Linked DNA regions of Homo sapiens: all the other regions are linked to region 1. Evidence: chromatin loops called from intact Hi-C (ENCODE). Cell type or tissue: PC-9. All regions are shown on one strand.

Region 1 (4,000 bases):
GAATGGATTTTATATCTTAAAATTATGTTGCGGTGGAGTGCCAGGAATAAAACAGCTGGGAACCAAAAGCCCGTGAAAGTTGAATGAATGCATCTTGTTTCTTGGTTGCTGCAAAGGTGGTACTAAGCCAATAGATGGTGCCGTGATATCAGGAAATGAGAAAATACTTACTTCTAAAATTCATATTGTTACAGGAAATGTAATATAGTCAGCCCTTGCCAGTTCTTAATTTATTCTAATTAGATTGGATTTTGTTCTTGATTCTGTGTAAAAAAATATTAAACACCTTTTATAGACAAAATGGTGAGGTATTGAATTAATGTATGGGTGCTCTTCCTCCTTTTTTCCCTGCTCTGACATTTTACCACAAAGTCTCCTGATTTGAATTGTCCTCAGCCTACAACCAAGTAAAAGCCCTTGCCAGAGCACTTTTCAGAACAGTTAAAGGAAATGCTCAGTTTAAAGTTCTTTGCTTTAAACCCCACTGAGAGAGAGTGAGGTTAACCAGCTCATCTTTATCTGCTCTTGTTTCAGAATTGGACCAGAGTCGCCCCTGCTAAAGGAAAGTGCCTTTATATGCTTATGACCTAGTGCTTGATGCCTTTTACTTCCTCATTGGTCAGACTACGTGGAAAGTCATCTTAGCCATCAGAAGGCTTTTCACTGTGTAGTTCACAGAATGAGGGATTTGCTGTTAACCAGATCTGAGTTCATGTACCCATGCTGCCATTCCTGGCTGCATGACTTTGGGTAGCCTCCTTCCTTTCTGTGAACTTTAGCTTCTTCCATCCATACAATGAAAATAATACTGTCTAGTCCATCAATTAAAGTGGAATGCCCTGAAGTTTGGGAAGTTATTTTGAAATATGGACCTGAGTAAAGGGGACCTTTAAGAGACTTGCCAGCTCCCACTGCCCTGCGTTCCTGCGGCAGCAGGGCAGGGTGTATGCCTTGCACTCAGCTTCGGTTTCCCGGTGTGGCCTCGTGGTGCAGGGGACTGATTAAGATAGGTGCATTTTAGGGTCATTTTCGTCCTCCATTTTGTCCTCTAAACAGGGGTAGGTGACACCTATGTTTTAAGGAAAAAATGTTCTCTCTCCATATCTTGTGACATTTCATTAAAATGCATTAATGAAATAAAACCTCTCACATTTTAGGCCCTGATGCCGTGATTGTTAGTCTTTTCTGAAGAATAAGTGTTTATAACCTGTCAGGTCAATGAGATGTTGCAGTTGCAATTATAAGAAAAATCCCTTTTCCCTTCAAGTGGTGTTTTAAATTATTAGGGTAAAATGTAACTCCTCTTTGACTATATTACATTTAGAAAAGGAACTCCGTTTTTTGAGGAATTAGCTTTTGAGTGAAATTGTTGGATGCCTTACAAATATTTTTAGCAAATTAAATGGAATACTTTTTTAAATTCATTGGGAATAAAAGGTAGACTTTGACATTGAGGTACATTTGCTGATGAAAAGGAAGCATTCTTCTCCCTCATGAGGGGTTTAAATGTAATACTCAGTGCTTACTCAGGAGTGAAAACATCAAATTAAACTGTTTATGCTGACAAAGGACAAATCTGGATTTCAGCAAGCGATGCAAGATTGTCTGATTGCTTGGCTTGCCTCGCCGGGAAGCTTTTGGCCAGGACTTATAATGAAATGCATGCATACAATTAAACCATTTAAAGCCTGCGTCTGTTTTACCGAGCAGTGAGAGGTGCTCCACTGCTCTCTAGTGGCTGGATATGGTCCCCTGGTGCCCGCCTTATTTTATATTCATCAATCAGCTCTGCACACATTGGCATTGTTGGCCTCCAGAGCAAGCACCAGTACTAGGAGATGAGGCCTTGGAGGCAGGAATGGAGTGAAAAATGATCCCAGTCTGTGGGTCTGTGGAAAGCACCAAATTTTACCCAGGATGAGTGGCCAGTTGACTAACAATGAGCAAGTGTGAGTAAGCGCTCTGTCAGGGAGAGCTGACACTGATGGATTAGAAAGTCCTGTGTGTGACTCTGTTATCGCCGCATACATCTTACACCTTGGCAGGCCATGGTGGCAAACAGGTCCTTGGCTGCTTAAAATGGACCGCTCTTTAGCAGAAGGAGCAGCTTTTTTTCCTGAGACGATCTGGTTAAATTGATTTGGGGAAAAGCAGTAGAAATCCATTTCCTGCTGCCTCTCATAACTTCATGACTTTGAGAAAGAAATTCTGAAGACCTCTATTTCCATGAAAGCTGCCAACCCTGGGACTTGCTGAGAGTGATTGTATAAAATAGCTGCCTGGAGGACCAGGAGCTTGTCGGAGAGGAATTTCATCAGCCAGCTTTTCTTGAACTTTTAGTGTCCCCAGCATTTTGCTTTACACGTGCCATCTTGTGTAACCCTCAGAGCCACCCTTTGAGGAAGGCACCTCCTGTCCCCTGCCCTCTTGTGCGGGGAAGGAACCTAGTTCAGTAGGGCTGCTGTGCCCCTCGGTTTCCGGTTGCATCATTCACGCTGTGCTTGATGCAGTTGCTTGTGCCTCCTGGAGCAACTTTGGCAGCTTTGCAGAGCTCGGAGTGATATGCCCAGCTAGGGAGCGCCAGAGCCGGGCCACCTCTTGTGCCTCTTGGTGTTCCCAGAGCCTGCTGCTCCTGCGTGGGCACCTGGGAATGGGTTGTTTGAAGAAAGAGTGGGAAGTTGCCCTTCTGAAGGGTGCATGAGCTTGAGAACCCATGCTTCAGAATAGGACCTAGGTTTAAAGCTTGGCTCCGCTTCTCATTGACTCTTGCCATGGGCAAACTATTTGGAACCAGTTGAGTCTCAATTTCCTTGTCTGTAAAAGGGCCAAATACTCCCAGTACTTGAGTTCAGGGTCCAGGACCTAAGACCGTCAATGAATGTTTTCCCCTTCCCCAGTTTGAGAGTTAGTGAGCACCTTATTAGAAAAAGCAAATTTCTACCTTTCAGGTCCTTCCTAGCTTTTGACTTAGAAGCAGCAGGTTTTAGGAAATTATTTCAGTCTTTTACTGTTTCTTTAGCATATCTAATAACATAGATTATAGAATTGCTAAGTTTGTTGAGTATTTTAGTGAACTCTGACATAGAAAAATAACACATTTAAATGTACAGAACAAGTAAAAGCAATATCTAGATTGTAAAATTTCAGATTTCATCCTGAATTGGATTGTTCGCTCAGAAAAAGTTAGTTTCAAAGTGAGTTACTAATCCTGGTAAGCTAAGATCGAAACACCTTCAGAGGTTTTAGAAAATGGAGACTAATTTTAGGTTTTTTTTTTTTTTTGAATGAGACTATTTTAAAATAAATGCTGTTATAACAGATACTTGAGTGGCATTGCTAAACAGTGAATGGCATATGTTTAATCATTTAAAACATTTAACTAAATTCCAGTCTCATTTGAATTTCCAAGCAAAACAACACAAATTAACTATATCCAGATGTGTGTGGTAATCGAGCTGAAATCTAAAGAAGAAGCAAGTTTGAAAGCATGCTTTTTTGGGGTGGGGAGCTAAGAAAAGATAGCTCCATCTCCCAGGCTTACTTGCTAATCTTGATTTCAAGCATTTGGCTTTGCTATTTAAGAGGCAAACGTGGTGGAATGGAAAGAACATCGCACACTTTAAATTCAGAAAGATCTGGCTTCAGAATCCCAGATTTGCTTATCACTGGCTGTGTGATCTGGGCACGTTCCTTATCTTTGAGCTTTATTCTCCTTTTGTAAAATGGGACTACTACTACTTGCCATGCCTGAAGAGCAAACAAAACTGATGTGACTGTGCTGTGAAAGTTCTTAAGTACCGTGTGCATCTGTTGTAGTTTGTTCAGTGCTGTGTTTGCCAAGAGTACACTTCTGGATAAGTGGGGTCTAGCCCCATGCTGAAACGCTCAGAGGACTTCATTATTAAGATGATTGTACCTCTAAGACGGTCCTAAGGAAGCCCTCCTAAGGACGTTAGGCAGGAGAGACATGGTGTATTTGTTTGTGATGATTGATTGCTGT
Region 2 (4,000 bases), 95 kb after region 1:
TCCACCATTTGTGCCGAGTTCTTGCACTGGAGCGCAGGTGACATCCCAAGGTGACACAGGGGAAGACCCAGGGTATAAAGAGCCCCAGGATAAACAGATAAACACGAGCACCTTCCCCAGGCATCTTTGTTAGGGGGAATATGAGAGAGAGCAGAATGTAAAATGCGCATGAATTTGAAGATAAAACTGAGCCTCCTGCAGGCTCTGCAGCTGCTTCCAGCTGCACCCCTAGACCCCTCAGGGTGACATGCTCACTGTCCTCTGCCCTTAGGGAGACCTCCAGGGAAAGAGTGGAGAACTGTCTTCAGTGAGAAGGTTCCATCTTTATCTCAGAAGGCACCAGCCTTGGCCCACAGGTCACCCCTGCGAGACCCATGCACACATCGGCTTACCCGCCCACCTGCCCTGGGGCCTCCCATGTACTGGAAACTGTGGCAGTGGAATCTAGACCCTGTCACTCACCAGCTGAGACCTTGGGCAAATCCCACTGGGGAGGAGCCTAGCGGGTGCTTGGGAATGTCATTCCTGCCCTCCCCACGTGGCGCTGACCGCATTCTCCAACAGCTGCAGCCAGATGCCATGGTCTGCACACTCTCAGGAGCTCACCTGTGGCCTCACATGGGCAGGGCTCCAGGAGCAGTGCAAGGGGGACCGGGAATAAGAGCTAATAATTGCAGGGCCCTGATCATGCTGGGCCCTGCCCTACGCTCTTCACCTCTATTAGCCCATCTCATTTTGTCAACAACTCCATGAGGTAAGGTCTATTATGGTCCCATTTCACAGATGAGAAAACTGAGGCACGAAGAGGTTAAGAGATTTGCCCGGGTCCCAAGGATCACAGACAAAAGGAGCCAGGATTTGAACCAACAACTGCATATTTGTCCAAAACTACGGTACTGCACTCCCCACAGGTTCTTACACAGCAACACCATCATCTCTCCAGCTGGCTCCACCCCGAATGGGCCCTCTCTCCACTTGAGAATGGGGCCTGTGCTGCTGATGCACAGGGGTGATCTCAGGGCTGGCGGACCACAAGGGCCCATTTCCTCCACAGGGTCCCCAGGGGCAGGAGCCCCCGGAGACTCTGCCCCACTGACCACAGCAAGCTGATGCAGCACCACTGTCTACCCCAGTGGTGCCTTTGCTGCCAAACCCCAGTCATTACGAGCTGCTCTGTTCAGAACCTAATGGAACCTGCGGCACCGTTAGCCTCCAGGGAGGAGCCGGCAGGTGTTGATGTTCCCTGTTCTAGGAAAGCAGCAGCCACGGAGGACTCTGCAAGCCCCTACCCACCGAGAGCCAGAGAGGGTCCCTGCTGAGGGGAAGGAGGTGGGGAGGCGCGAGGGGGAAGGAGGAAGGGAGAAAGGAAGGGATGAGGGTTCCTGTGGGCCAGGTCTTTCCCATTCACCCTCGGGGCTATTGGTAGACCCATTTTATAGATGGGGAAACCGAGGCTCAGAGGAAGAGGCTCGATGCCATTAGGCTGATAAGCTGCAGAGAAAGGATTCAAATCCAGATCTCAGTGACTCTAAACTCCCTCTTTGTTCCAAGGAATCTACTGCCTCTTGGGGCTCTCCATGGGTATTGGATTTTAGGGCATTTTGTTCTATTGGTCCACACCCCAACAGAAACCCAAGCCCTGTGCTCTGGAAATTCCTGTCAGAAACTGCTTCTTAGGGGGTTCAGATGCAGAAAGGCCAAGGCAAAGGGGACGTGGAAGGACGAGCCACACGGAGCAGGGAAAAGACCCTTAGCACATGCGTGCAGGCACCTCGGGGTAACACTGAGGACTGCCCGTCCCCGGGATCCCGCGGCTCCTGCCAAGTTGCAGAACAATGAGGTAGTAGCTGCCAAGCCCAAGTCAGGGGCCAAAAATCCATGGAATGCAAGACCCAGAGCTGCAGGCCACACTGAACACCACCTCAAAGAGGGCTTTTCTTCTGCCTCAAGCAAGGGCCCTACATTTGCAAAACACTGTGGATAGCTGCACAGTGAGGCTTCCCAGCTCAGGTTCCTGGCTTTAGGCTGCCGTGTGCTGTGTGTCCCCAGGCACCGAGGGACCAGATTGGGAGAAGCCTCAGGGTTCAGTGAGGCTGGCGGGGAGCTGGACTGCAGGAGTCCAGGTCCTGGCCCGGTTTCATCTAACCATGCTGCGTCTCAGTTTCTTCATCTGGAAAATGGGCTAACAGTCAGATCTTCCTCTTAGGGTCACTGTAAACTCCTTAGCACAGAGCCTGGCACATGGGAAGGGACCTCTGAGGCTTTAGCTATGAGGCTATTTAGCTATTGAAGCTAACCCTCACTTGTACAATGGAGGCGTGATCACCTCCATGTGACAGACATGGGGCCTGAGGCAGGGACTTGCCCAGGGTCATCCCTGCCCCAGGTAACACAGCTGGTAAATGACACAGCTGGGGCTGTTGGACCCAAGATTGCTGCTCTATGTCCTACGCAGCATGGCCTCTTTAGGACTGCTCTGGAGCAAACGTCTTCATCATCTACGTGAGCCGTGGCTGCCTCTGCAAAGCCAGCTGCTGTGCCGCACCCTGCCCGGCCATGGATGAGGCTCTCACTAATGTGGGCTGTGACCCTAGGGAGACATGAGCGCTTGGTTTTAATCCAGGCACCTGCTGGAAGGGATCGGCTGCTGTAATGGGCTGGCTCTGAGGTTCCAAGTGGCCTTTCTGACCAAGGCTGTCATTGGGCCCTTGCCTCTGAATTTTTGGAAACTTCACCTAGGGGGAAGTCATTCCTGTGCCTCCTGTCAAATGCCACACTTCATGGAGACTGGTGGCTCATCGTGGCCCGGCCAGTGAAGCACGACCTCAGACACCAGGAGGGCTCTGTCCAAGGACCCTGCTTGGAGCAGGTTTGGGGGCATGAGCTTGCAAGGGTCCATGTGTACTGGGGTCCATGCATGGAAGTGCATTCATATACTGGATCTTACACCTCTCCTTGCTCTGAACCCTGGAGGTGGTAACGGTGTGTGTCCTGCCTGCCTCTTCTGCTCCTGTGTGTGCACGTGCACAGGCATGATCAGGGGTCATCTAATGTCCACCAGGCTCGTTCTGTCCACTGAAGCAGAGGGTAGACGTGGCAAAGGCAGTTGTGGCTCCCAGACTGACAGGTGTTGCCAAGCCCAGGGAGAACCCACTCCTGGCCTTGGAGGTCAGCCTTGGCCAGACACTGTACTCCCCTCTCCAGTTTCCCTGAGCAAGGCCCCTCCTCTGTGCCTCCAGCCGAGGGCACAGCTTCACAGGTTGTTTTCCCTAAAGCAGGAAGCCGTCCCTGTGGCTTCACACTCAGGCACACACAGCTTTCTCTCCGCCCCGAGCGAATGGTACTGGCAGCACCAGTGCCAGCACCAGGGGTGATGTCTGTTGGTCCAGCTGGCTCCTGGTGGCAGAAGCCGAGGATGGATGCCCACTGCCTGGGGCCTTCAGCCAGCCTGCAGAGGCTCCACTGCCCGACACATGCCCCAGGGAGCTGAAGATCGGAGGCCCGGCAAGGACAGCTCACTGCACTGGCCACTGGCTGGGTCAAGGCCGGACCAACTTCAACATCAGCCAACATCCACGGGTGAAACGGCATCTCCCAAGACACCTGCAAAGTACCATCACCCTTGTTTTGTTGATGAGGAAACTAAGGCTCCATGGAGAAACATGGCTTGCCAAAGTTGAGTCCACACAGTGGAGAGAGCTGCCATTTGAACCTGCTTCTCAGACCAGCCAGACTGAGCAATTACAGAAAGAAACTCAGCGCAAGCCCAGGGGCTGTAAGGAATGCCACGCCCAGGCACACTGGCTGGCAGGGAGCACCAGAATAACAGCCCCCGCCAACAGAGCATGCACCACACATGCGCCAGGCAGGTGCCCAGTGCCGCTCATACCTCGTTCACACTTACAGACCCCTAGACGGGCCCTGCTATGATCCACACTGTTCAGAAGAGAAACCAAAGTTCAGACAGGTTGAGTGACGGGTGCCAGGTCACACAGCAGGC
Region 3 (4,000 bases), 350 kb after region 1:
CATGCCTGTAATCCCAGCTACTCGGGAGGCTGAGGCAGGAGAATCACTTGAACCTGGGAGGCAGAGGTTGGGGTGAGCCGAGATTGAGCCACTGCACTCCAGCCTGGGCAACAAGAGAGAAACTCCACCTCAAAAAAAAAAAAAAAAAAAAGACTGATGAGAGTCAAAGAGTCAAAGTCAATGCACATGGAAGCACTTTCTGGACTCTTAGAGGGTTAACACTATCAGCAATGACCTAACCTATCAATGTCAGTGGGAGAATACAGCCTGGGATACAGGACCTGGCATCAGAATCCAGCCCAGACACCCCTTGTTTTGTGACCTATAGCAAATGGCTCAGCCTCAGTTTTCTTGTCTGTAGAGTGGGAATAACAATACCTACCTCCTAGGTCACCACAGGGAGCCAAAAAGATCGCAAAAATAAGGGCAAATACTTGCTGCACGTATTCAATGGCAGGATGGGTTTTAAAGTATATGTGTGTGTGTGTGTGTGTGTGTATATATATATATATATATGTTCACCTCCTGTCATTTTACAGTGGGGAAATTGAAGCAGAGACTTTAAGCAACTTGCCCGAGGTAACACAGCTGGACAACATTGCTGGGAAATAATCCTGGCTCTGGTGAGGTCCAAGGTCCTCACCAGCCTGCATCACTGCCCCCCCAGAACTTAGCAACAGCACATAGTCAGGCCTCAGCAAACAGTAGCAATCATTCTGTTTCTTTTAATATGTTGTGTTGATATCATCATGATCTTAATTACTCATCAATCCCTTCCCAGAGCAGGGCAAGCTGGAGCGCTTTGAGAGCTGGCGCCAGGATCCTAAAATGCAGCCAGAGCTTTGTTTCCTCATCACACCCAACCCGAGCCAGCCCATGGAACGGCGCGGGGGGCAGGTGGGTCCAGTGCTGGGGCTGGGTGCCCTCGTGAGCATGAGTATCACATGCCCCTCTTTGCCCAGTCTGGCATTGGACACCCACCCGGCTCCTGGAGCAGGGCAGGGCCAGGAGGGGGAGGCAGGGGCAGACACTGGGCCTTTTGTGTCCTGCTCCCCACACAGCCCAGCCCAGAAAGTCGTCCTCACCCCAGCCTCGGGCTGGGCGAAGGGTGCACAGGGCCCTCCTGGGAGAAGCAAGAATTAGGCTGGAGTTGGGATTCCAGCCAAGACCCTGGCTCCACTGCTTTCTGGCCGAGTGTTCCTGGGCCAGTGCCCCAGCACTTCAGCCTGGCTTTCTTGTCTCTAAAATGAGGCATAAAGAGCTGGCCTTTGGTGCAGGTGGGGGTCAGGGGAGACAGGAAAGGAAAATATTGGTCCTGATGGGGCTGAGGGAAGCAGACAGGACAGGGGGGCCGCCACCCTTCTGTTAGGTGGAAATTGATTAGGGCTTTCGCTCCCTCCTCAGGCAGGCTCAGCTCACCCCTCAGCCCCAACACACACCCCAACCTGCATCACACGAGCAGAAGCCACCCTGAACAGCTGTGTACACCTGAACAGTCATCACACGGACTCACACAAACCTCTGAACACAGACACACACATCTGAGTACACACACATCTGATTACACACACACACACCGCTGATCACAGACGCACTCACAGTCGGACATACTTGTACACATCCCCCTAAAAATAAACAAAAACACACACGTCTCAACACATACAGACGCTCCCACACTAACACCACGGCACAGCCACACTCAGATTCCCTGACAGCAGCACACATCACAGACCTCCACCCAGCCCCACCGCAGCCCCACCCCCACTCATCACACGCCATACACAGGGTCCAGTCCTGGGAGTGGGGGGCCCGCAGGGAGAGTGAGCCCTGGGGGCACCCAGGATGGCGGTCTGGAGCTGCACAACCCTCACCCCTTCCATACCGGAGGACCCTCTCAGGCTTGAGCCCAACACCCCTGCCCAGAAGCCCGAGGAATGAGGCTAAGGGAGAAGAGGACCCTGGGGGACCCACCGCGTGCCAATGCCTGTGCCGTGAGCTGCCATCTGCCTAATGCAGTACGCGGCACACGTGAGGGCTCAAAAGCGTCACTCCCAGTTTTGGAGCCCAGGAAAGCGTCCGGAGCCCGAAACAGCTCTCCGGAGTCCCCGACACCCCTCCCTGAGGGGAATTTCCTCCGCGAAGACCCCACCCAGCCTGCTGAGGAAGTGAGAGACCCGGGGCGATGCCGCGGTGCCCCGCCAGGGGGCGCCCTCGTCCGGCCCCTGCGGCGGCTCTGCAGCCCCAGACCCGGCGTCCCAGCTCCGATGGCCGCGGTGCCCGGGCCGGCTCCCCCGGGACCGTGCCTCGGTCCGGGCTGGGGGCGCCCCCGCAGGATGTCTGCTCTGCCCACCTCGCCGGATCCGACCTCGGCTCCGGCTTCCGCCCCCCTCTCCCCAGTCCCCAGGGACCTCCTCTTACAGCTCCAGGCCCGCGGCCACCCCCATGCCCGGAACCGCCCCAAGCCCACCCCCACCCCAAGCTCTGAAAACCACTGCGGCCGTCCCAGAGTGGGAGCCCTCCCTCTCCTCTTTTCAAGGGGCAAGCACGCTAGAGGTGCCTGAATGGAAAGACGGAGCTGAATAAATAGCAACAGCTCCCAGGAACTGAGCACTGCGATGAGCCAGGCACTCTGCTAAACGCTATGGCTGCGTGAGTTACACCATTCAACGTTCACGAAACCCTAAGAAGTAGGTGTCATCACTACCCCCGTTATACAGACGACAAATCCTGGAAGCTCAGAGAGGTTCAGTACTTTGCCCAGGATCCCACAGCAGTAAGCGGCAGGACAGAATCCAGCACCGAACCCCTAAGGACTAGACTCTCAACCATAGTGAACGCTTATGCTAACATTTACCCTCTCCAGGACTTAGGAACTATTTAGGAGGGACTCATCCGGGCCAGGAGTAATATGAAGATGGAGAGGCTGAGTCATGGAGCTTACACTAGCAGGAAAGAGAGAGTATAACATACTTTCAAAACAAGAACCCACAGATTCATACTGAACCGGGCAGTCACAGGCCAGCCCCACGTGGCCCTGTTGGCGTTGGGGTAGGGATGCGGGGAGAACAGACAACTACAGTTGGTTTATTCCCTCTTCCTCCACCTAGCCAGATGTCCCATTACCTGGTGGCTTTAGGAGCCCCCTCACATCCACCCCTGCCCCCTCCAGCCCTGCATGGTGAGAAGGGTGGAAGTGACAGCAGAGAAGGTTCCAGAGAGGAGGGGACATTTGAGCAGGAGTTTTTGAGAAGACCCTCAGGCAGAGAGCCCACCCAGTGTGCAAAGCACTGGTGAGTTTGGTGCACCTGGCTGGCTTTAAGCCCAAAGATGGGTAGGTAGGTCCCAAGTCCTGCACCAGAGAAGTGGGCAGGGACTAACTTGTGACCAAGCCTCAAATGCCAGCTTGAGGACACTCTTACTCAGGATAGCTGGGAAATTCAAAGAAGAGAAGCACTGGGTAAGTGTCCCAGGTCCCTTTCATGCCTCCTCCTTCTGACTGGGAGCCCCTTGAGGGGAAAGACCAGGCCAGCACTTGGATGTCTCAAAGCCATCAAAAACTCAGCAAATCTAAACCACAAATCCCCGAGCATCTTCCCCCTTCCTCTTCCTGATGACTTTCCTCATTGCAGTGAAGGGCCACAGCATCCACCTGGTTATGATCCTGATCCCTCCTGGCTCTCCCTCCCCCCATAGCTGGTCCATTCCCTCTGCCTCCACCTAGCCAGATGTCCCATTACCTGGCAGCTTTAAGAGGCCCCTCACATCCACCCCCTGCCTCCTCCTCCCCTGCCTTCATTTCTAGCTTCCTGGTGCTCTTGGAATTGAGGCCCAGACATGCTGCCTGGAAAGCCCCTGGCTGTGTCCTCAGCCCCACCTCCCACCACCTTGGCCCTTGCTCTGAGAGCTCCGGCCACACTGGCCACCTTTTAGTGCTGTGGACCTCTGAGCCTCAGGGCCTTTGCACATTCTATTACTCCTTTCTCCCCTCCTCCCACTTGCG
Region 4 (4,000 bases), 320 kb after region 1:
TCTGTGTATCTGTGAGCATGTGGTGTATGTGTGCGCTGTCATGGTGGTGTGTATTGATATGTACCTGTGGTGCGATTGTGTGCGGGGGAGGGGGGAGCCTGTATAGCATGTGGCACGTGTTCATCTGTGTTTTCGTGCGTGTGCGAGAGGGTGTGGTATATATGGAGGCCCGTCTGTGTGAGTGGTGTGGGTGTGTGAGCATGTGTGCGTGGAATGTGTGTGAGATGGGTGGCGTATGGCGCAGTGTGTGTTCCAGAAGAGGAGACCCAGTGCCTGGTCTTGGTCCTGTTTTCCCTCCTCAAGCATCCCAGCATCTTGCTGACACTGATCTGGGTCTGGGAACATCTTTCCTGAATAAACATGATGTCATTTCCATTCCATTCAGCCTGCGCCGGGACAGCTGCTGTCAGCATCACTGAGGGAAATGCCACCTCGGCCCTGACAGCTGCCACTTGGCACACTTTGTAGAGAGCTTCTCCGGGAAGGAAAAAACCAGCCAGTCATGCAGATGCTATTTAAAGTATGTTGCATCTTGATGAGAAATGTAGAGGAAGCTAGAGTGTGCTGGGGGTGGGGAGAGTAGCTCAGGACCCTGGGCTGGGTGTAGGGAAGGCTCGGGTGACCAAGATACAGGCTCCATGTATCTCAAGCTAAATCTCTTCCTACCTTCCATTTTACAGATGAGGAAACTGAGGCCAAGACAGGGGCAGGGGCTGGCCCAAGATCACAGAGCAAGTCAGAATTGCAGAATATGAGAGCAGGACATCATGATCAAAATCTTCAAATCTAACACCCATATTGTACCAATGGAGAAACTTCGGCCCAGAAAGGAGAAGCAATTTGCCCACGTCCATGCAGAAAATCAGTGGCAGAGCTGGGATCTGAGCCCAGGTTTGAGGCATGGGTATTTGATCTTTGGCTTGAACACACTGACAACCTCTGTCTTGCATACAGTAGGAGCGAAACAAATATTTGTTAAATGACTCACATTGTTTTGGATAACTTAGAAGTGCACTGAATTGTTCCATCCTTTTCCCTTCCTTTCAGATCCAGGAGCACCATGTGCCTGCCCTATACAGCTGCTCTGGGGGCTTCCCCCATGCTGGAATTGGTTTCTACTCCACCAGGAAGTATGTAAGTTGCTTCTGGTCAGAGAAGGGGACTTCTCACTCTTTCAAGTTGGCGCCTTGAGAGTTCAGCAAACCTAGGCCCAAGTTTGACCCCTGCTCTCTAGCTGATCTCTCTACCCTGTCCAAACTCCAAACAGTGTCATTTAAGGCTGTTCATCATTCTGCCTCTTTATACCTTTTCTTGCTCGTCCCCCATCTTGTTCCATTAACCGCTGATCCTGTAATGTCTCATTCTCCCTGAGTAAGCTATATTCTTTCATACCTCCATATACTTTTGCATGTGCTTTTGCCTAGAAGGACATTTCTCTGCCTGTCAAACTCCTATTCATCCTTCAAGACCCCACTCTGATATCAGTCCCTCTCAGAAACAGAGTCACTAATCTGGGGCTCACAGGCTCTCTTGGACATCCCTTGATCTAGTAAGTTAAAATTAATGATATGATTCTCTTTACAAGTTCAAGAGCTCACTAGTGGCAGGAACAGAGGCTGAGCAATGTCTGTTTTCCCAGCATCCAACTCAGAACCTGAAACAGAACAGGTTCTGAAGGAATGTTTAGTGAATGAATGCCCTGCACGGTGACTCACTAATGGGCCCTGGCCCAGAAGGCCAGGCTGTCCCCAGAGAAGCAAAAGGAAAGAATGACACCAGCATGGCATTGAGTTCCAGGCCTAATTAGAAGCCAACCTCTAGTAATTCATAAAATTCAGCCAAGTTTGTCTTCAAGATCTTACCTCCATCCTTTCTGGGCCACCTCACCTTCCCACTATCACACCCAGTCCTGCTGCCTCTCTGATGCATAAATCACCCACCAGGCTCTCTCTCTCTCTCGGGGGCCCAAGGCTTCAAAATAACTTATTTCTCCCTTAACCTCCAGAGAAATTCTTTTACTCTAATTGAGACCAATTGTCTTGGATGTTGGAAAAGCAACCTGATTAAACATGTTCATAATGACACATGAAGGACTTGTATGCCATCCAACTTTCTTAGAGATGTTGGCAAAAAAGGAAGGAGGAGGGAAGGAAGGAGTTGGGAAATATTGTTAACAATGAGATTTAACAATAAAGCAGAATTGGAAGTAAACTCAGACAAGAAGCACTTTCCTAATGTTTACAAAAGCTTTGAGGCTGGGTGCGGTGGCTCACGCCTGTAACCCCAGTGCTTTGGGAGGCTGAGGTGGGCAGATCACTTGAGGTCATGGGTTCGAGACCAGCCTGGCCAACATGGTGAAACCCTGTCTGTACTAAAAATACAAAAATTCATCGGGTGTGGTGGTGAGCACTGTAATCCCAGCTGCTTGGGAGGCTGAGGGAGGAGAATCACTTGAACCCAGCAGGCAGAGGTTGCAGTGAGCTGTGATCACCCCATTGCACTCCAGCCGGGGCAACAGAGGGAGACTCTGTCTCAAAAAAAAAAAAAAAAAAAAGCTTTGAATGGCCCAAAATATGCATAATGGATTCCCTGTGGTTCCGTTACTCTCTGTCATTCTGTCTGACTTCTTTAGCATATTCCTGCTATTTGATAATCACTCTGATAGAAACCAGCTTTGTGGATATGTAAAATTCAGATGCTTATGTTTAACTTATTAAAAACATACATCGTATTTATTTTACTTTTGATGTATTGAAAGCATAGCATAGGCAAGGCTGGGCACGTTGGCTCACACCTGTAATCCTAGCACTTTGGGAGGCTGAGATGGGTGGATCACCTGAGGTCAGGAGTTCGAGACCAGCCTGGCCAACATGGTGAAACCTTGTCTTTACTAAAAATACAAAAATTAGCCAGGCATGATGGTGCATGCCTGTAATTCCAGCTGCTCGGGAAGCTGAAGCAGGAGAATCACTTGAACTGGGGAGGTGGAGCTTGCAGTGAGCCAAGTTCATGCCATTGCACTCCAGCCTGGTGACAGGGCAGGACTCCATCTCAAAAAAAAAAAAGAAAAAGAAAAAAAAGAAGAAAAAGAAAAAAATTATTTGCTTTTTTCGAAGTCTGACATGTACACTGCTGGTGCACAAACAATGGTAGTTACACAGATCCAGGCAGTGGCACCAAACTGCACTAACAATCATTGCATCCTTCACCACCACACACTTTTAACACTGTGGTTTTTAAAAAATGCCCTGATGAATCGATAAATATTATGACTATTATTAAACCCTAGACACTTCTTTTTACTACACTGTGTGAAAAAATGGGAAGTAGCATATAAAGCCCTTCTGTTGCAAATTTCAATACAATGGTTGTCTCAATAAAAAGCACTTGTATGATTATGTGAATTACAGCTGAACCACCCACTTCTTTCCTACAACAACACTTGTACTTGAAAGCATGATTAAGAGATAAATTTGGGTTAATCAGACTTGGGTGTTTGGCAGACATTTTCTCAAAAGTCAAAGAAGTGAGCCTGTCACTTTAAGGAAATCAACTATTAGTATTCATTGCCAACAATAAAATTTGAAGTTTCAAGAGAAAACTGAGTTTAATAGCTTCTTTATACTTAAAGACTGATGAGATATTGTCAAGTGTGATTTTTTAAATATTGTCTATTGGGATGTGTCAATATTTGGAAAATCTGCATAATTCAGTAAACCAGTATTTTCCAAATGACAATTCATGGTGTTACAAAATCATGCATAAGTAAAAGATTCATTCAGAATGCAAGGTGGATTTCATGGAACATCATGAAAAGTTTATTGATAGGATTCAAAGTCTACATTGCAACTAACGTTGAAAAGGCTACTACTTGTCAAGTTTTGGTGTACTATCAAAGCATAATATCCATAATTTGTCTTAAAAAGCTAGGAAAATACTCCTCCCTTTTCCAACTACATGTTTGCATGAGACCAGATTTTTTTCCATATACTTCAATCCA
Region 5 (4,000 bases), 470 kb after region 1:
GATTTATAGTGACTGTTGATTATGCAACTTCTGCCTGTAGCTAGGAATGGGGATGGACAGGAAATTACCCACTTAAGTGCTCCTCTAGTTGTTGGAGAAGACAGAGCTTTGGTTACTACTGGCTGGCTTTCCCTCCTGGCAGGGCATTCAAGATGTTCTCCTGGCTGTGGTGAAATCTAAGTGTGCAGGTTCCATTGAATAGGACAGTCTTGGAGGTAGGGACAAGGGGGAGGGGTTCCTTTTGTTTTCTCTTGCTTATCTCTGATGCAGCAAGTCAGTTGACTAGGTGGAATCAGGTCTAGGTTCAAATTCCAGCTCTTTTTAATGCTAATTATGAAACTTTACACAGACTGCCTTTTCAACCTCAGTTTCCCTGAAGGTAAAATGGGGAGGACTGTGTCCAGGTTGTAGGGTTATTATGAGCATTGAACACAGTATCAATGTAAATGTCAGGTCCATGTTAAAAACTCAGTAATTGTTAGGTTTTTTTCTTTTTTTTCACCTTCTGTATCAAAAGACTAAGAACATTACTGTATATTAGAAATGTCAGAGAAAGGTATGTTTAAGGTAATGGAGAAGAAAATTTTAATGACCAAGGAATTAGGCTGTTAACATGCAGAGTAGGGCTTAACATTGTCTCATTATTAAAAAATAAAAGTTGATTTAAAACAATATTGTGTGTAATTGTGAAGCTGGTGTCTGTTGTGTGATCAGTGGTAAAGCACGTGAGTTGCTAGGCACAGGTGTTGAGATTTCGTGTTTGATCAGACTTCTCTTTTAAGTTTAAGCCTGGTTGAACACAATCTCTGTCAGGTACCGTGGAAATCCTTAATGTGAACCATTTCATGAAACCCTCACTACTGTCCAGTGGTGGCGATGCTATTTATTAACCACATTTTTCAAATGAGAGAATGGGAGTTTATAGGCCTAAGATCAGATGCCATCCCCCAGACGCCTGCCTTGATGCCAGTTTCCTGTTGCCACCCCCACCCCCTCCTGTTCCAGTCTAGGCCAGGTGCCCTTCATCCGTGTTTCTGTGGCCCCTTGTGTTTATTGCAGTCACAATACTGAATCTCGTTTCTTGTCTGTGTCCCGTACCATGCTGGACATAAACTTCTTGAGAGGAAGGACTGTCTTATTTATCTTTGAGTTCCCTGTGTCAGACTCAATGCCTGGCACATGGTTGTTTGAGAAGAGTTCATGGAACGCATTTAAGAAATACATTAGGATCTATATTAAGATTCTAATTAAGACCGAGTTGAGTGTTTATCGAGTTAAAAAAAAAACCCTTGAGGAAGAAAAGTTTTATATTTTATAAATTTCTAAGGCAAATTATATGGTTTACGCAGGCCTTTTACTAGATTATTTAGTTCTTTTTTTTTTTTTTTTTTTTGAGATGGAGTTTTGCTCTTGTTGCCCAGGCTGGAGTGCAATGGCATGATCTTGGCTCATGGCAACCTCCAACCCCCGGGTTCAAGCGATTCTCCTGCCTCAGCTTCCCCAGTAGTTGGGATTACATGCATGAGACACCATGCCTGGCTAATTTTCTTTATTTGGTAGAGACGGGTTTCTCCCGTGTTGGTCAGGCTGGTCTTGAACTCCCAGCCTCAGGTGATCTGCCTGCCTTGGCCTCCCAAAGTGCTGGGATTACAGGTGTGATGTGAGCCACCGTGCCCAGCCTCATGTTTATTTTAATAAAGGAACATTGTCTTGCCTCAAATCAACATTTAATGGACAAAAAAAGAGAAGGTCACCAGTATGCAGGTAGCACCCTGGAAACCTAAATGTTACATCTGTATGGACATTTATCTAGAAGAATAAAAGGAGCAGTGGTAACTGACAATCTTCAACAGGTATTTTTAAATCTTATTTAGTGTTTGAATGATCCCAGTGGACTGGAATGTGGTTAATATGAAGCAATTTAACTGATAATGCAGACACACAGCAGGAAACTATGTGGCAGTTTAATATTGCTTGTGGTGACATCCTAGAAATTGCTTCCAGGCACCAAGTGCAGGAAGTGGGCTGTAAGTAATCGAAGGAAGTTTTCTAAGTGAGTTTGAAGAAACGTGACATTTATGGACTCAGAGAAAAGCATACTCTAAGACTTGAGGCATAGGAACAGGGCAGGGCAACTAATTTGGCCTTGTGGTGGTGATTATTCTACATTAGCCTGTATACCTGTCTTCTGTCCCTGTCAAACTGTGACCTCTGTGAGGTTAGTGACCAAGAAATTTATCCATTTATTCATCCATTTACCTACTGTAGAACTAAGAAGATTAAGCACATATTAAACAATAAATGTTAGCCATTATTATCATAATTAGTGGCAATACTGTGCCTGGCAGTGTGCTAAGTACTGGGGACACAAAGATGAACAAATATTTTTCTTTAAGGCTTTCTAAAGTAGTGGACACAAATGTAAAACAAAAACAATCCCTTCCAGACTCCCTCCCCACCAAAACAAAACAAAACAACAAAAAAAACAAAACACAAGTATAATACAGTATAAGTTAATTGCAATGGTGGAGATGCCGCTGGTGACGAATAGGTGAGTAAGTGAAGGAGAGACTGTCTTCTGGGGAGGAGGGAGGGTCAGGAAAGGAAGCCTTCACCAAGGGGATCATGTTTCAGCTGAGAGATAGGTAGGGGTGGTTAGCAGAGGGAGTAGAGGCAGTAGTGATGGTGGTGGTATCAGCAGAGGGAGCAGTACATATGAGGACGTGGCATATTAGGGAAATAAAAATATTACCATTTATTCCTGGCACTTAAATGCCAGGAATTGTGTTAGACATTGGGAATTACGATGGTGAATAATACAGATTCACTCCTCACGGTGCATACAGTCTTGTGGACCTGACATTAAAAAAACCAGGTGAATTCACATAAAGCTATGTGGATGTTCTATAAAGGAAGCACATGAGTTGCCTCAGAGAAAATGATGGGAGCGACTGTCCTATTTTAGATAGAGTGGCGAGGGAAGGCCTCACTGTGGAGATGACATTTGAGCTGAGACTTAAAGGATGAGGAGGTATTAGTCATCTAAAGAGACTAGGCAAGACTTTTTATTCCAGGCCTTGAGGCAAGAAAACCCTAGGCATATTTCAGGAACGGACAGAAGGCCAGTGGGTTTGAGTAGTGACTGATGGCAGAGAGGCTTGTGGTGAGGTCAGAGGGAGAGACCCTGGACAGGGCCTTGTAGGTTGTGGTAATCTGAAAACTGTTTAAGATACGAAATTTTATAGTATGTGAATCTTATAAGATTACAACATAAGATTCACATACTATAATATTTACTTTTTTTTTTTTTTTGAGACAGTTTCACTCTGTCCCCCAGGCTGGAGTGCAGTGGTGTGATCTTGGCTCACTGCTACCTCCGCCTCCTGGGTTCAGGTGATTCTTATGCCTCAGCCTCCCAAGTAGCTGGGACTGCAGGTGCCCGCCACCATGCCTGACTAGTTTTTGTATTTTTAGTTTCACCATGTTGGCCAGGCTAGTCTCAAACTCCTGATGATCCGACTGCCTTGGCCTCCCAAAGTGCTGGGATTACAGGCATGAGCCACTGTGCCCAGCCCTAAAATTTACTTTTTTAAGTGGTTTTAAGTATATTCACAAGGGTGATTGATTACCACTAATTCCAGAACTTTTTCATCACCCCAGAAAGAAACCCCATGCCTGTTAGACACTCCTCATTCCCCCAAACCCTTCAGTCCTAGGCAATCACTAATCTACTTGCTATAGATTTGCCTTTTATGGGCATTTCATATATTAATAAATAGAATCATATATAACCCGTCCTGCGTGGCTTCTTTCACTTAATGATTTCAAGATTTATCCATGTTGGAGCATGCATGAGTGTTTCATTACTTTTTACTGCTGAATAATATTCCATTGTATGGACATACCACATTTTACTCATCCATTTGTCAGTTGTTAGGTATTTGGGTTGTTTCCCCTTTTCATCATTATGAATGATGTTGCTATGAACATTTTGTGTGGA

The links. Peaks named below come from ENCODE experiments on the same cell type or tissue, not always from the same donor. Only the 100,000 strongest peaks of a DNase experiment are listed, where the experiment ranks them.
Region 2: it touches region 1 in a loop (2.4-fold over the local background); 1 of 110 quality-filtered maps calls a loop at or near these places.
Region 3: it touches region 1 in a loop (3-fold over the local background); 1 of 110 quality-filtered maps calls a loop at or near these places.
Region 4: a loop joins it to region 1, with 5 times the contacts of the local background. A loop is called at or near these places in 1 of 110 quality-filtered maps.
Region 5: it touches region 1 in a loop (6-fold over the local background); 1 of 110 quality-filtered maps calls a loop at or near these places.

The regions. Positions count from the first base shown.
Region 1 is chr9:124,390,928-124,394,927 of GRCh38, reverse strand. All of the region lies in intron 5 of PSMB7 (proteasome 20S subunit beta 7), which reads left to right. Among named protein-coding and RNA genes, the nearest start is that of PSMB7, 23 kb to the left of the region's middle. In PC-9, CTCF peaks have their summits at 58, 1,527 and 1,733 (motif pointing left); DNase peaks (open chromatin) are centred at 1,907 and 2,407; H3K4me3 peaks cover 2,522 bases; H3K27ac peaks cover 4,000 bases.
Region 2 is chr9:124,295,565-124,299,564 of GRCh38, reverse strand. All of the region lies in intron 1 of NEK6 (NIMA related kinase 6), which reads right to left. Among named protein-coding and RNA genes, the nearest start is that of NEK6, 40 kb to the right of the region's middle. RefSeq lists enhancers at 1-439, 2,254-3,161. In PC-9, no CTCF peak of the experiment used is centred here; a DNase peak (open chromatin) is centred at 1,904; H3K27ac peaks cover 476 bases.
Region 3 is chr9:124,039,365-124,043,364 of GRCh38, reverse strand. The region is part of intron 1 of LOC107987037 (a long non-coding RNA gene); the gene reads right to left. Among named protein-coding and RNA genes, the nearest start is that of LHX2, 30 kb to the right of the region's middle. RefSeq lists enhancers at 1,391-1,923, 1,924-2,458 and silencers at 2,002-2,061, 2,102-2,311. In PC-9, CTCF peaks have their summits at 1,949 and 2,153 (motif pointing right); no DNase peak of the experiment used is centred here; H3K27me3 peaks cover 2,610 bases.
Region 4 is chr9:124,075,831-124,079,830 of GRCh38, reverse strand. The region is part of intron 2 of LOC107987037 (a long non-coding RNA gene); the gene reads right to left. Among named protein-coding and RNA genes, the nearest start is that of LHX2, 66 kb to the right of the region's middle. RefSeq lists enhancers at 847-1,141, 148-1,347 and a silencer at 847-1,141. In PC-9, no CTCF peak of the experiment used is centred here; DNase peaks (open chromatin) are centred at 490, 980 and 1,680; H3K27ac peaks cover 1,773 bases.
Region 5 is chr9:123,923,961-123,927,960 of GRCh38, reverse strand. All of the region lies in intron 1 of DENND1A (DENN domain containing 1A), which reads left to right. Among named protein-coding and RNA genes, the nearest start is that of DENND1A, 4.2 kb to the left of the region's middle. RefSeq lists an enhancer at 29-78. In PC-9, no CTCF peak of the experiment used is centred here; DNase peaks (open chromatin) are centred at 40 and 1,970; H3K4me3 peaks cover 619 bases; H3K27ac peaks cover 2,293 bases.